Regions from separate parts of the Mus musculus genome. Here regions 1 and 3 are each linked to region 2. Evidence: chromatin contacts called from ENCODE Hi-C or POLR2A ChIA-PET data. All regions are on one chromosome and are shown on one strand. Each heading gives the region's core, a stretch centred on a gene start or an enhancer-like site at or near the end of the contact. The rest is flanking DNA. Distances are from core to core; before and after follow the strand shown. Region 1 has its middle 15 kb from the start of Gm8075. Region 2 holds the start of Hif1a (hypoxia inducible factor 1, alpha subunit). Region 3 has its middle 6.6 kb from the start of Gm8075.

Evidence for each region. A loop is a pair of places that touch in the nucleus more often than their neighbours do. ChIA-PET counts read pairs that join two places held with the same protein, here RNA polymerase II (POLR2A).
Region 1: a map of gastrocnemius shows a loop between it and region 2 (2.6-fold over the local background). The contact joins the enhancer-like site here to the promoter of Hif1a in region 2. A Hi-C loop is called at or near these places in 2 of 37 maps with a recorded cell type or tissue (Patski and gastrocnemius). POLR2A ChIA-PET finds 5 or more read pairs at or near these places in 1 of 5 experiments (Patski).
Region 3: a map of heart shows a loop between it and region 2 (4-fold over the local background). The contact joins the enhancer-like site here to the promoter of Hif1a in region 2. A Hi-C loop is called at or near these places in 11 of 37 maps with a recorded cell type or tissue (T-helper 17 cell, gastrocnemius, heart and 1 more). POLR2A ChIA-PET finds 5 or more read pairs at or near these places in 2 of 5 experiments (Patski and embryonic stem cell).

The regions. Positions count from the first base shown.
Region 1 is chr12:73,808,823-73,812,730 of GRCm38, reverse strand. No RefSeq gene overlaps it. Among named protein-coding and RNA genes, the nearest start is that of Gm8075, 15 kb to the right of the region's middle. Within about 2 kb of position 2,108, at least 2 of the 3 ENCODE cell types and tissues checked have a DNase peak (open chromatin) inside an H3K27ac peak, as active enhancers do; they include gastrocnemius, where a contact is called at or near this core.
Region 2 is chr12:73,906,469-73,910,218 of GRCm38, reverse strand. Hif1a (hypoxia inducible factor 1, alpha subunit) reads right to left here and starts at 2,352. Exons shown (of 15, transcript NM_010431.2): 1 at 1,895-2,352. The coding sequence starts at 1,929.
Region 3 is chr12:73,786,919-73,791,189 of GRCm38, reverse strand. No RefSeq gene overlaps it. Among named protein-coding and RNA genes, the nearest start is that of Gm8075, 6.6 kb to the left of the region's middle. Within about 2 kb of position 2,109, at least 1 of the 3 ENCODE cell types and tissues checked has a DNase peak (open chromatin) inside an H3K27ac peak, as active enhancers do; it is heart, where a contact is called at or near this core.

The DNA of each region.
Region 1 (3,908 bases), core at 859-3,358, 97 kb after region 2:
GGAATTTGAGATCACCATTTCCTGCCATTTAATAATGTCTTTCCTGTCTCCTTGAAGAAAAAAAAATGCTCGCACTTCACTATCAAAAACACAGTCTTTAAAATGCAGCTTAATGTACGGGTTCTTTCTTTCCATTTTAACCTATCATTTTCAATTTTTTTTTTTTTTTAAATCGGACAGCACTTTAGATCTCTCAAAAGCTCTGTACTGATGCCACCCTGGGGAAGGGAGAGAGGTGAAGACCCTTCGATCGCTGGGAAACAGTTCCCTGAGAAATGGTTGAGGAACAGTCAGTCAGTCAACGTGTTCCATCTGTGTATGGAGAGGGCTCCCAACCAGGTCATGCGTTGGATGTCAGCACCAGGCACTAAGAAGACTATGGTTCTAGACAAATACTCAAGGGCAGGCAGTTGCTCTAGGACCCCTGATTTGCTCCCATTGCCCTAGGAAGTGGAGATGCATGTGTGTGGGAATTAGATTTCTAGAGCTTATGCCTAGCGGGGATACCAGTTAGGGCTTGGGTCAGATGCTAATCACAATAGCCATCAGCAAGCAAACACAGGCTTAAATACGATAATTTATTTTTCTTTCATTTAATCAAGTAAAACCGTAGGCGAGCATTCCAAAGCTATCGAGCATTCGCTGTCTTTGCTTCACAGATGTTAGCTTGTAGCTTTGGGGGTGAGGGTGGTGGTGGTTGCAAGTTGGTGCCAGAAACCTAGCCATTCTGACAGCACTCCAAGCAGGAAGCAGGAAGCAAGAACAAGGGGGGAAAGATGGAGGAAAAACCCCACACACGCAGTCTAAACCCCTCTTAAGCATCTCTCAAGTTTAATCTTGTGCCTTGTGCCTCTACCTTCTGAGCCACAGTTGCCTGAGAGAACACAAGGAAAAGAGAATGTTGTAGTTATTCATCTCCCTTCACCACATTGACTCAGGGTTACCTTAGGAAGATAGCAGAGAACAGGTGGGCAACCTGCCGGGGGCTCCCAATCCTGCACATCTCACCAGTACTTAGGAATTAAATAACATAGTATTTATAACCCTCAAATACATCTTTTCTTTGAAAGGCTTCCTGAGGTAAAGTTGGAAGTTAGCCCCCTCCCCTTTTTTTTTAATGTAGGAATCACATAATATACACTTCACACCTAAATTCTAACAACGGGCAGGAATGTGTGTCTAAGTGTGTGTGTGTGTGTGTGTGTGTGTGTGTGTGTGTGTGTGTGTGTGCGTGTGTGAGATGTGAGATACCGATTCTTCGGCAATCCCTGGTTAGAGGACAAAGGCAGAGCTGTGTTACTATGACCCCAGCTCATGCTTCTAGCCTCAGAGTGTCTGCCATCATCTCTCCCTTCCTTCACTCACTGGTAACTTCTTGCATCTCTCTGGAAATAGAACAGGAGGATTCTGGGTGACAGTTGTCTGCGTTTAACCTCCCATGGCATCCTAGTAGCTAGTCATACTCCATAGAAAGCTTTGGAAAAGTTCCTCTTCGGAGCCTGAGAACATCTGTGATCTTAGAATAGTTGTCATTATAAGAGAGACCCCCCTCTCCCCGATCTTATGAGAATCAGCCCTATGCAAAATTCAGACTTATAACAATGATCAGTGTGCTCCACAGGATGCTGTCTATTGCATCAAGATAATTCCCTTGATAAAGCGAGTCATGCCAGGCTGCCTTAATACAGCTGCACTTAGAATGATTTAAATTCTTACACATTCCATTTACATGAAATTTATAGGGATCCATTTATTAAACGAAGTGCAGATACTCCTATGCAATTCTGGGATCCTCGTGTTGCAAGGAAAGTATTGCTGAGCTGACCCTCTCCTTTGTATTTCCTTCTTCCAAATTTTCCTCCCTAAGGAGGAAATTTTTTGAATCTTATTATAGGAAGAACATTACTGAACACCATTCAATTATCACAATAAAAACAAGTGAACTTTAACGTTACTGGAAGCTTCCATGAACTAACTAGCATCCCTTTTTCTGTGCTGGAAAAGTACAAGTCTCCCTCCCCCCATCACCAAAGCATTTTTAAAAACTTACAGAGAGCTGAGAATCCCCAGTTAAGGCATTGGCCACCTGCCAGGGCCGAATGCTAATGATATCATGGAACTTAGAGCTGAAGGAAGAGGCAGCGCTGGGCGGCAGCCATTCAAGGCTGGCCTTGGCGGTTCCTGGACAAGTTATCCCAGTGGCTATGATTAATGATGTGCTTCTGACCAGTCTGCCAGTGACAGCACATAAAATCGCTGGCAAAAAACTGGGCAGAAATCAGGGAGGGAGAAGACAGCAGTGGGGGGGGGGGGGGGGCTGAGAGTCCCAGAAAACCCTGGAGAGAAGAAAGTGAAATGTATATGTCTGAGCCACTTTGCGGAAACTTAAAACCATGTGTGGATATGCAACGGAACATCTAAGGATGCTAGGGACCAAATATACACAGAGACCAGCATGCTGGACTGAAGCAGAGTGGGGAATCCAAGCATTTCAACAAGGTTGGGAGTGGTTTTTGAGAGGATACTGGAGCCTGCTGGAAGTTTACATTGCAGGAGCCCGGCCTGGTGAGGCCTGTCCTGACTCACCCTCACGGGGCTGGAGTTCACGGTCACTGCTTGGAAACGTTGACATTTCCTTTTAAAGGAATAGAATGTAGAGACCGGATTCAGGACTGCCCAGAGATCCTGTCTGAGCTCTTCTGTAGAGTCCTTCTTCCCCTTTATCTTTCAACAGGACTGAGCTACGACAGCAGTGTGCCAGTGGTAGAGATAGAAGACAAGACCCCAAGTCTCAGAGTGGGTCAAGTGCAGGGCTGGCATCTGTGTGTAGCCATATACTGGTCTCGCCTTCCTTCCCATCCTACCTTCCCAATTCCCTGTTCAGTTATCTCTATCCTATGTCTGTTAGCTGGGAATATATTATGAGCATTTTTCAAAGCTCCTTATGTGATTTTAAACTGTGGATAAAGATTGGTTGCATTTAGGAAGGACACCAAATGCTGGCGATCAAACGTCACTATCTTTTGCTAGTATGTTACCTGGGGTGGGGGTGGGAGGATGCCTTCTCCAGTTCACTGTGGTTCAGGCCACTCACTATAAGTTATAGATGGTCCTGTGGAGTTACAGTTGCCTGGTGAACTATAGAAGAACCAGCCAAATATGAATTTCAGGAAAGGGACCATAACTTTTAGACCTATCTGGATTTAACCTGGCATATATAGGGGTGAAATAATTAGAGACTCTGTCTCAAACAAGACAGAAGGCTGACTTCCACACTTCTGCCAATGCACACACATGCACAGACTTGAACACAGAGATATATACACACAGACACACATATACTACATACACACAGACACACATAGATACACATATATATACACAGACACATATAGCACATACACACAGACATACAGACACACACACACACCACATACACACACCTAGTCACACATATATACACACACAGACAGACAGACAGACAGACACACAGACACACACACACACACACACACACACACACACACACACACACACACACAGAGAGAGAGAGAGAGAGAAAGGAAAGAAAAGCATGAAGCCCAGACTGGAGGCTGTATTATTTCACTAGGGCTGTTATAGCCAAGAATCATAGGCTAAGTAGCTTAGACAACATTGGGTTGTTTATTATTTTGGTGCTAGGGATAGACCTTAGGGACCTGCACAAGCCAGATGAGAGCTTTACCACTGACCTATGTACCCAGCCTCTCAAAACTATTTCCTCACAATTCTGAAAGCTGGATGCCAGTGGGAGTGAGGTAGGACAGACCTCTCTTCTAGGTCTGCAGACAGCAGCCTCTCTCATCCACCTCTCCCCCTGCCTCACAGTTTTTGTTTTGTAGGTATCTAGGTCCCAACTGCATCTTCCT
Region 2 (3,750 bases), core at 1,103-3,602:
TAGCCCTAACAGCTAAGAGTCAACAGCACATACCTCCTATTAAATCTATTATGCATTTTCTGTTCTGCTTTCTTCCAAATCTTCAAGGTTTGAGTTTTCTATACTCTCTATTTAAAAAAGCCAAATCCTTTCCCCCAGGTTCACTTTGGAGGCTCATTTAAGGTGGAATAATTGGAGAAAGAAAGTTTTTACTTCTCAATCTTTCAATGAAATTGTGATTACAAAAAGACATATTTAATAAATGGCACCTATAAGTGTTGTTGAGTGGCCCATCACTCATGTTTATTATCTTTTAGTGATATTAAGAACCTCTATATTAAGAAATATAATCCCATCTGATCTAAAGCTGCTAACATCTCAAATGAGAAAAAAATTAACAGATGGCTCTGAGGAAAGCCTAAAAACCATTTAGAACTGGGCCCGATACACAACTAGCTTACTTATCCATTATGAAACTACTTTTGATTTAAATTAAAAAAAAATCAGCGTATAAGAAAGAGAAGTGATTGGTGTATAACTTGGTGTAGTGTATTAATATAATTTAGCATTTAATAAGGACAGTGAGTACACAATGGCAATCTGCCTAAGGTTTAGAGAATAGCAGCCCATCATTTCATCAAAAGCATTGTAGTCAGTTCTGCAAAATTAATTGCAACTAATTCTGGTAACTCGTGGAGTTAAGTCTAGACTTGCATGAACACTTTAAAACATTTCCAAAGTGCTTCCTTTGGGTGCACACAAACTAAGACCTGGACCTTTTATGGAATAAAGACCAAGACAAGGAAGGGGTGTCCAGAACAGCAGGAAAATGAGTAAGTTTATCTCTTCTGCTGATATGGATAAGGGGAATTAATCTCTTCCAGAAGACTAGAAGGACTTAACAGCAAATTAAGCCAGCCTTGTAACCACAGCTCTTACTACAAACCTTCAACTCCTTAAACTGATTTTCTCAAGGTTAAAATATCGAAGTAGACAAAATTGTGTGCTGGCGGCAGGGGTCGATCTTACCACCACTAGCTGTACTCAATTCTAAAATGTTCTCCTTAGACTCAAACCACAAGATGTTTCATAAACTTACACTGAATTCTCATGGAAGATTTCACACTTCAGATGTATGGTTTTTGGAAACAATTCTTTTCAGGTGTTCCAATAAATTTTCAGTATTTTAACCGACGGCTTTCATCATATATAGCCCCCACTCCATGAAATTACCGGCCTAAATTTAACCAAAACTATCCGTAAGTTATTTTCAGGAGTGAACGAGGCAGCCACATATTGATACATAACGTCTGGGCTCTCCTGACAGGTGATGCAAACACAAGTTTGTAGAAATTGGAAGTTGTTTACAATGATGCCATTTTCCTAAATTCCCGTTACTCTGATGGAGGCAAGTTTTTCCAGATTACAACCAAACCCGCACGTGCAAACTAGAAAGTTAGCGTCTTCGGGCCCCCAGAAGAAACTCCCTAACCTACAAAGGCAACGGCGGCCGCGGCGCAGCGAGGCGGCTCGGGGGAGCCCCGGGTCGGCCTCGGAGGGCCTCGACCCCAGGAAGCTGGCAGCGCGCACAGGGTCCGCCCGGGGCCCGCTGCTCGCGGCTAACGCGGAGGACGGGGAGGGAAGGCGCGGGAGCTAGAGGCGTACTCGGCCCTGGCCGGCTCGGCCGGATGGGCGCGCGGGGCAGGCTGGGCTGCGACGGCGCGGGGCGGGTGTCCGGGGCGGAGACCCCAGCCCCGCCGAGCGCAGGGCCCGCGACTCCCACCCCCAGCGCCAAGATGGCGACGTGGACCGCGGGGGAGCCCGGCGCGTGAGGCTGGGGGGGACGGAAGGGGAGCGGAGACAAAAAAAAAAAAAAAAAAAAAGCCAGTCCACGGAACGCGGCGGCCCGGCTTACTTTTTCTTCTCGTTCTCGCCGCCGGCGCCCTCCATGGCGAATCGGTGCCCGCGTTGTCTTCCCGGCCGGCGGCCCCCGGGCTCGCTCGGGCCTAAACGCCGGCTCTGTCCGCGCGCGCGGAGAAAGAGACAAGTCCAGAGGCGGGGTGGGAGGCGGGACGCCCCCCGGGACGGCGAGGCGGGAGCTGCAGGCTGCGCTCGCTGAGCTCCGGCTCGGGTTCCTAGGCGCTCCTCCGGCTAGCTTGTCAAGGCCTGGCTAGACACTGCCCGCGACGGCGGCGAGGACAGTCCTCGCGTCCCCTCAGCCGAGGAGGCTCTGTGCACTGAGGCGCTGAAGCAGCGGCAGGGGGCGGGCAAGGGCGGAGGCGCGCTCGGGCGCGCGGCGAGGGGAGGGAAAAGCCGAGGGGTGCGCGCGCCCGCTCAGCACCCAACGCGCGCGCCCGCGGGCCCGCCTCACCTGAGCGGAGGCGGGTTCCCGGAGAGCCAATGGTGAAGGACGCAGGCGGCCAGGCCCCACCCCAGCCCACGTTGCTCTCAGCCAATCAGGAGGAGGTCAGCTGAGCCCCAGCTGGGACGAGCTGCCCCGCTCACGTGCTTGTCTGTGTGCAGCTAGGGAGGGAAGAAAAAGGGGCGAGCGACGGGTGCGGCTGAGCCCAGGTCTGGGGGTGGGGGGGTCTCTGCACCTTCAATGGAAAGCTGCGTCTGGCTTTGGGAGGCGCTGCTGGAGCGAGTGGGCTGCCAAGCTTGGGTCCGAGCCTGGCTCGCACCGCCCCGGCTCTCTATAGAGTTCTCTGAGGCTCGCTTACTCCTTAGCTGCGTGGCTGGACCCGGTCGCCGCCCATCCCGCCCGAGTTTCCAGTTGAAAAAAAAAAAGCCAACTTTGCGTTCTGGCAGCCAGCCCCCCTGATGTTAGAGTGGGGTCCCTCCTTCCCAGGTGACCGACACCACTCAGTCTCCAGTCTCCGCTCTTTGCTACACAACAAGGGAAGTCTCCAAGTGATTAAGATTTTCTGGGCCAAAGTTTGACTACTGAGCAAATGCAGATAAAAATATAAAACAAATCCGTCTTGCCAAACCTCTCAAGGGGAGGGAAGTTGCAGGGCCATTTAAAAATAAACTATCTTAAGCATTTACAAATAAACAACAGCTTCAATAAGTGAGAGCACAAGCCTGAATTTGACAAGACAGGAAAAGGCATTGAATAGACTTATTTTGCTTTCATGTTGCTTTAAAAACTGACAAAGATCATCTTAAATGGATGCAGAAAAGGTGCAAGAATTGTTTCAGACTGAGTTTAGTTCACTGTTTAGACTGAAAGAAGAACAAGTCCTTCAACCTACAGACCTTGACAGGACTGCTCACCGGCTATGCTGGGAGCTATGGATTAAAGCCATCATTTTTAGTCGGTCTTTGGAAGCATAAATGTTAGGTCTGTGGGTATGGTGTGTGTTTGTTTTAAAAGTATTCCAAGCCCAACAAAGGAACACTTCGTGCCCGTGTGTGTACACACACACACACACACACACACACACACACACACACGTGTTATAGACACAACTGAGTCTGAATCTGGGGTCTCTGAAACTGACCTGACACTAGACTGTTTAGTATCTCTTCTTTGCCTTGTTAGTACATTGTTACAATCTAACTTTGGGTTGTATAATAATGTAGATATCTATGGTACATTTAAATTGCATTCAAATCCAAAAACAATGCCCTCTAGAAATACACATAATGTCCAGGTCTAATAAGACAATAAACAATGCATGAAGCAACTCAATACTCATAAAGATATGATTACAGCTGGAGATTTAGCTCGGTAGTAGAGGAGTGGTCTAGCATGCACAAGGCCCTGGC
Region 3 (4,271 bases), core at 860-3,359, 120 kb after region 2:
CATCCGTGGAGATTTCCACCTACTTTTACTGTTTTGAACTCCAGACAAGAGAGTTACCAGCCACATGATTTTCTATACTAAAAGCTGGAAAATATTTCCAAGAGCCCCAGGTAGAGCCTGGGGCCTAGAGGCCCCTCCTCCCCAGCCCTTATCTACTCCCTTGTGTACTTAGAATATCTGCAAGGAGTCCTCTCTGCATCCCTTCCAGTAAAGCCTGTACGTGGCTGGCACAGGGAACTCTCCCTGGAGAGGAGATGGGTGAGGCGGTGGACACACTTCCTGAAGCCACAAGAAAGAGGAGGCTGCTGATTCATCAGCAGCTGCTTCCTGGACTTACAATGCCGGGCTGCACTGAAGAGTATTTTTCCAAGGTGATGTGAGCTGTTACAACATTCCTGCTGGTCCCCATCGGCCCTTCCTGTAAGTCAAACCAGAAAGTTGCCCAAACCAGCATTCCTGAGCAGCTGAGCACAGGATTCCAGACACAATGTTCCCAGCATGCCTTTAGATCCCTCTTGGAAGCAGGAGTTCATCTCTTTCTGAGCCTCTGCATGTCATCAGCCAGGGCCAGGGGGTTGTTGGGCAGGCCACAAGAGTCATAAGGAAGCGGTATGTGGCATTAAGTCAGCTGGGAAACACAGGCTTTCGCAGATTCCCCTAACAGGAGGGTTGGCTGAGAAAGGAGCAAGCCCCACGTGTCACTAAGATGCTTTTTATGTTCCTACTCTGCCTTGACTCTTGACTGACACAGAAAGCTGCTGTGACCTATACCTGACCTTCTCGGAGCTATGGCACTGGTTTGGAAGTGCCTGTGTTTTATCTAGGTATCTGTGTGTCTCCGTGCAGAGAGTATGCTGTCTCTGTAGGATAGTGGTTTTCATTTAGAATGGAAAACCTCATGGAAGACAGTGAGAAATGTGCAGGGGAGCAAGGACAAATGCCAGATTTTTCCCGTTCAATGATGCCCTACCCCATAAAAAATGAACATTGAAAAAAAAAAACAGACTCATAAAAGCAGTTCTAAGATGCTTTTGTTTTTGAGACATGGTCTCAAGTAGCCCAGGTTAGCCTTGAGCTGACTATGTGGTCAAAGATGCTCTTGAACTTCTGACCATCCTGCCTCCACTCCTGCAGGGCTGGGATTCTAGGCATGCATTTTAACAGCCAGTTTTATACAGTGCTAGGGATCGAACCCAAGGTCTTTGTTCATGCTAGACAAGTAGGCTACACCACAGTTCCTGGTTCTAGGTACATTATTATTTCCTAGCAAAATAAAAAGCTAATGGGAGTGGAGGATTCTGGGAATAAAGCAAGAGATAGGGGCCTGCTCTTAGACACATTACTTGGACTCTACACTACTCTACTATAAAGTGGAAAATGACCTCTTTCATCTCTCTTTCTCCTCTCTCTCTCCCTCTCCTTCTTTCCCTCCCTCCCTCTCCTGTCCTTGATTGATGCTTTTGGTATCTTCAGCCAGAGAAATCCTAAGCTAAGAGGCCCTACTTTGGGAGATGTCAAGAAGACTCATTGGGTAAAGGTGCTTGTTTTCAATCCTGAAGACCTGAGTTCGATACTGTTGTCCACATGGTATAAGGAGACAACAGATCCCTGAAAGATGCCCTCTGACTTTTACACCCGAGGGAGATATGGTATACACACACACACACTTTTTTTTTTTAAAAAAAGAAATGAAACTTCTAAAAAACACCCTACTTATAAAATTAATTCCTTAGTCATGCTAAAAGAATAACTGAAATTTGTAATGAGAGTTAGAGGTTTACAAGTCGTTCTATTTTTCTCTTCACAGTCTTATCAGGTGGGTGATAATATCCCTACTCCCCAGACATTAAGCACTGTTGGTCTCAAGCGTTTTGTAGAAGAGACATTCGATCTATTGTACCACTTAACTGATGAGGGTGAAGGTTGGGAACAGTGCAGGGTGAATGCCCAGTAAGGTTTTATACCCATGTCTCCTGGCCCCCAAGTTCACAGTCTTTATAGCCCATAGCGTGCACTTGGCAGCTGCTGCTGGCAGTCCCTGAAATCAAGGCCATCTCCAGAAGCACATCCTGGGAATTCCAGCTGGGTGCTAACACTCTGAGAAGGCAGTGAGCCAGAAGGGAGGTTTGTTGAGCCCGTGACTCTGCAGAGCTTATCCACAGCACATGGTGCTCCTCACAGGGCCTGGTCTGGTGCTTTAATGGGGTGCAAGATAAACAGAGAAGCCCCCTTAGGCCATGTCTTATCTTGAGGAGGGTGGTAAAAACTTTAACTCTCTCCTCCCCACCCTTTACTTCCGGGCCATTTCTTCAATGCTTCATCCAAGACTTCATTCCAAACAGCTGTGTATCTGACCTCTGAGAACGCTTCCCCTTTAAATGTAATTGTGTTGAGAATTGCATCTGTAAGCATTATATTTACATCATCCTACCTACCTTTCCCTCTCCTCCTGGCAACTCTTCCCATGTACGTGCACACACACATACCTACCTCACTGAGTCCATTTAGTGTTCCTCTTATGTAGGTGGATGTTTGGGGTTGGCCACTTGGAACTGGAAAACCCATCTCCAGGAGTTTTATCCCTGGAGAAAACTTACTTATCTTCTCTTAGAAGACATTGATCACCTGTAACTCTTCATCTGCCTTGTGAAATTTGCCTCATCCTCACTAGCATCTCAACAGGTGTTGTCAATATGCAGGTATTAAAGGCAACCATTATTATTGAGATTTATGGATGTAGCAGCACTGTCATGTTTAAAAGACCTAGTCTAACAGCAGACGTCCTGGTCCCTCCGGTTCTTACAGTCTTTCTGTTCCCTCTTCTGCAATGTTTCTTGAGTCTTAGGTATAAGGTTGCATTGTAGATATACTTACTGGGCAAGGCACTAATGCCCTGTACTTGACCGTGGTGCATCTCTGTAATGGTTCCCATTGGCTGCAGAAGGAAGCTTCTCCAGTGCAGGCTGGGAGCCACACATACAATACCTTGCTAATTTTCTCCACCAACTCTTTGCATCGGGTCTAAGTTGTAGCTGCAAATGTAGACCACAGGCAACGCTCCCAACGCTGCTCCCCTCTTCTCTTCACAGCCTGCCATCTTTGACTTTGTTTCATCCTTGTTCTCTGGGAGATCAAGAAAACTGAAGAAAACTCTGTGATTCAAAGGTATGCTCTTTGTTTCTGGTACTTGTTGAAATGTGCACCCAAGAGAGGGAGTTTAGTTTAGCAAGTGACTAGGGCATTATCTCATTTGGTCCTCAAGAGTGTTCTCGCAGGTGATTAGTACTTTTATTTTATACACAAGGAAACTAAGGTCCCCAGTGGTTTCAGTATCCAGTCTCCCCCAGGCCCCGCTGGCAACAGCTGGTAAAAAGCAGAGCCCAGCTAAACCCATTTCTACTTGGAATGTAAATGGATTTTATTGGACCGTAGCTCCTCTGTTCACTGCTAGTCATCCGAGCAAAATTTTCTCACTACTTGAATTCCAGGGATGTGCTGTTGGGCTTTCTGAAGTAATCACGATAATAAAGGGCCTTATTTTTAGTACTTTCCCATTTCTATAGTATAAATATTCCCACCGCCACCGACTTTAAACTAGCATTGAATTCACTAGACATCGACGTGGGAGAAGATGTGCGACTAACCCATGTGGACCAGCCCAGGACCACTGGAAAATGGAGCAAGTGCACACATCGAACCTTTAATACTAAAAACCATGCGTCCCTTCAATCCCAGAAAAGGACTTTCTTTTAACACACGCCTCCCCAAACAGATCTTTACCCTGGAGTTCTGCACGGGTAGGAAGGTGCTTTCACTCTTATTCCTAGAAGTCAAACACCACAAGTAACAAACAAATGGACGTGGACCTCAGGGGTTTCCTAGCATCCATAGAAGGCTAATTCTGCGAACAGAATCCCAAACGACATCTCCTTCACCCTGGGGGCCGAGAGCCCTGGCCGTGTACTTGATTTCCTTGCTGAGAATTAAGTATATACTTGCTGAGCTCCTCAGTGCTGAGCCTAGACTCATGACTGTGTGGTACAGTGTAGCAGCAGGGTTTGGGCATGCGGCCAGTGGAAACATGATGTGGAGCCAACTCCAGGCTCGCCTGGGTCGACAGTGCAATTGTGGTATGTGCTTGCAAAGCCTATTTCAGACTGTGGCATGCTAGTTTCTAAGGGTTGGGAAAGGGTTCTGGTCCACCAATCTCACCCAGAATACAGACTGCACATGCCTTCCGATGACAAACTCCTTGTGTCAGAAGAATGCCC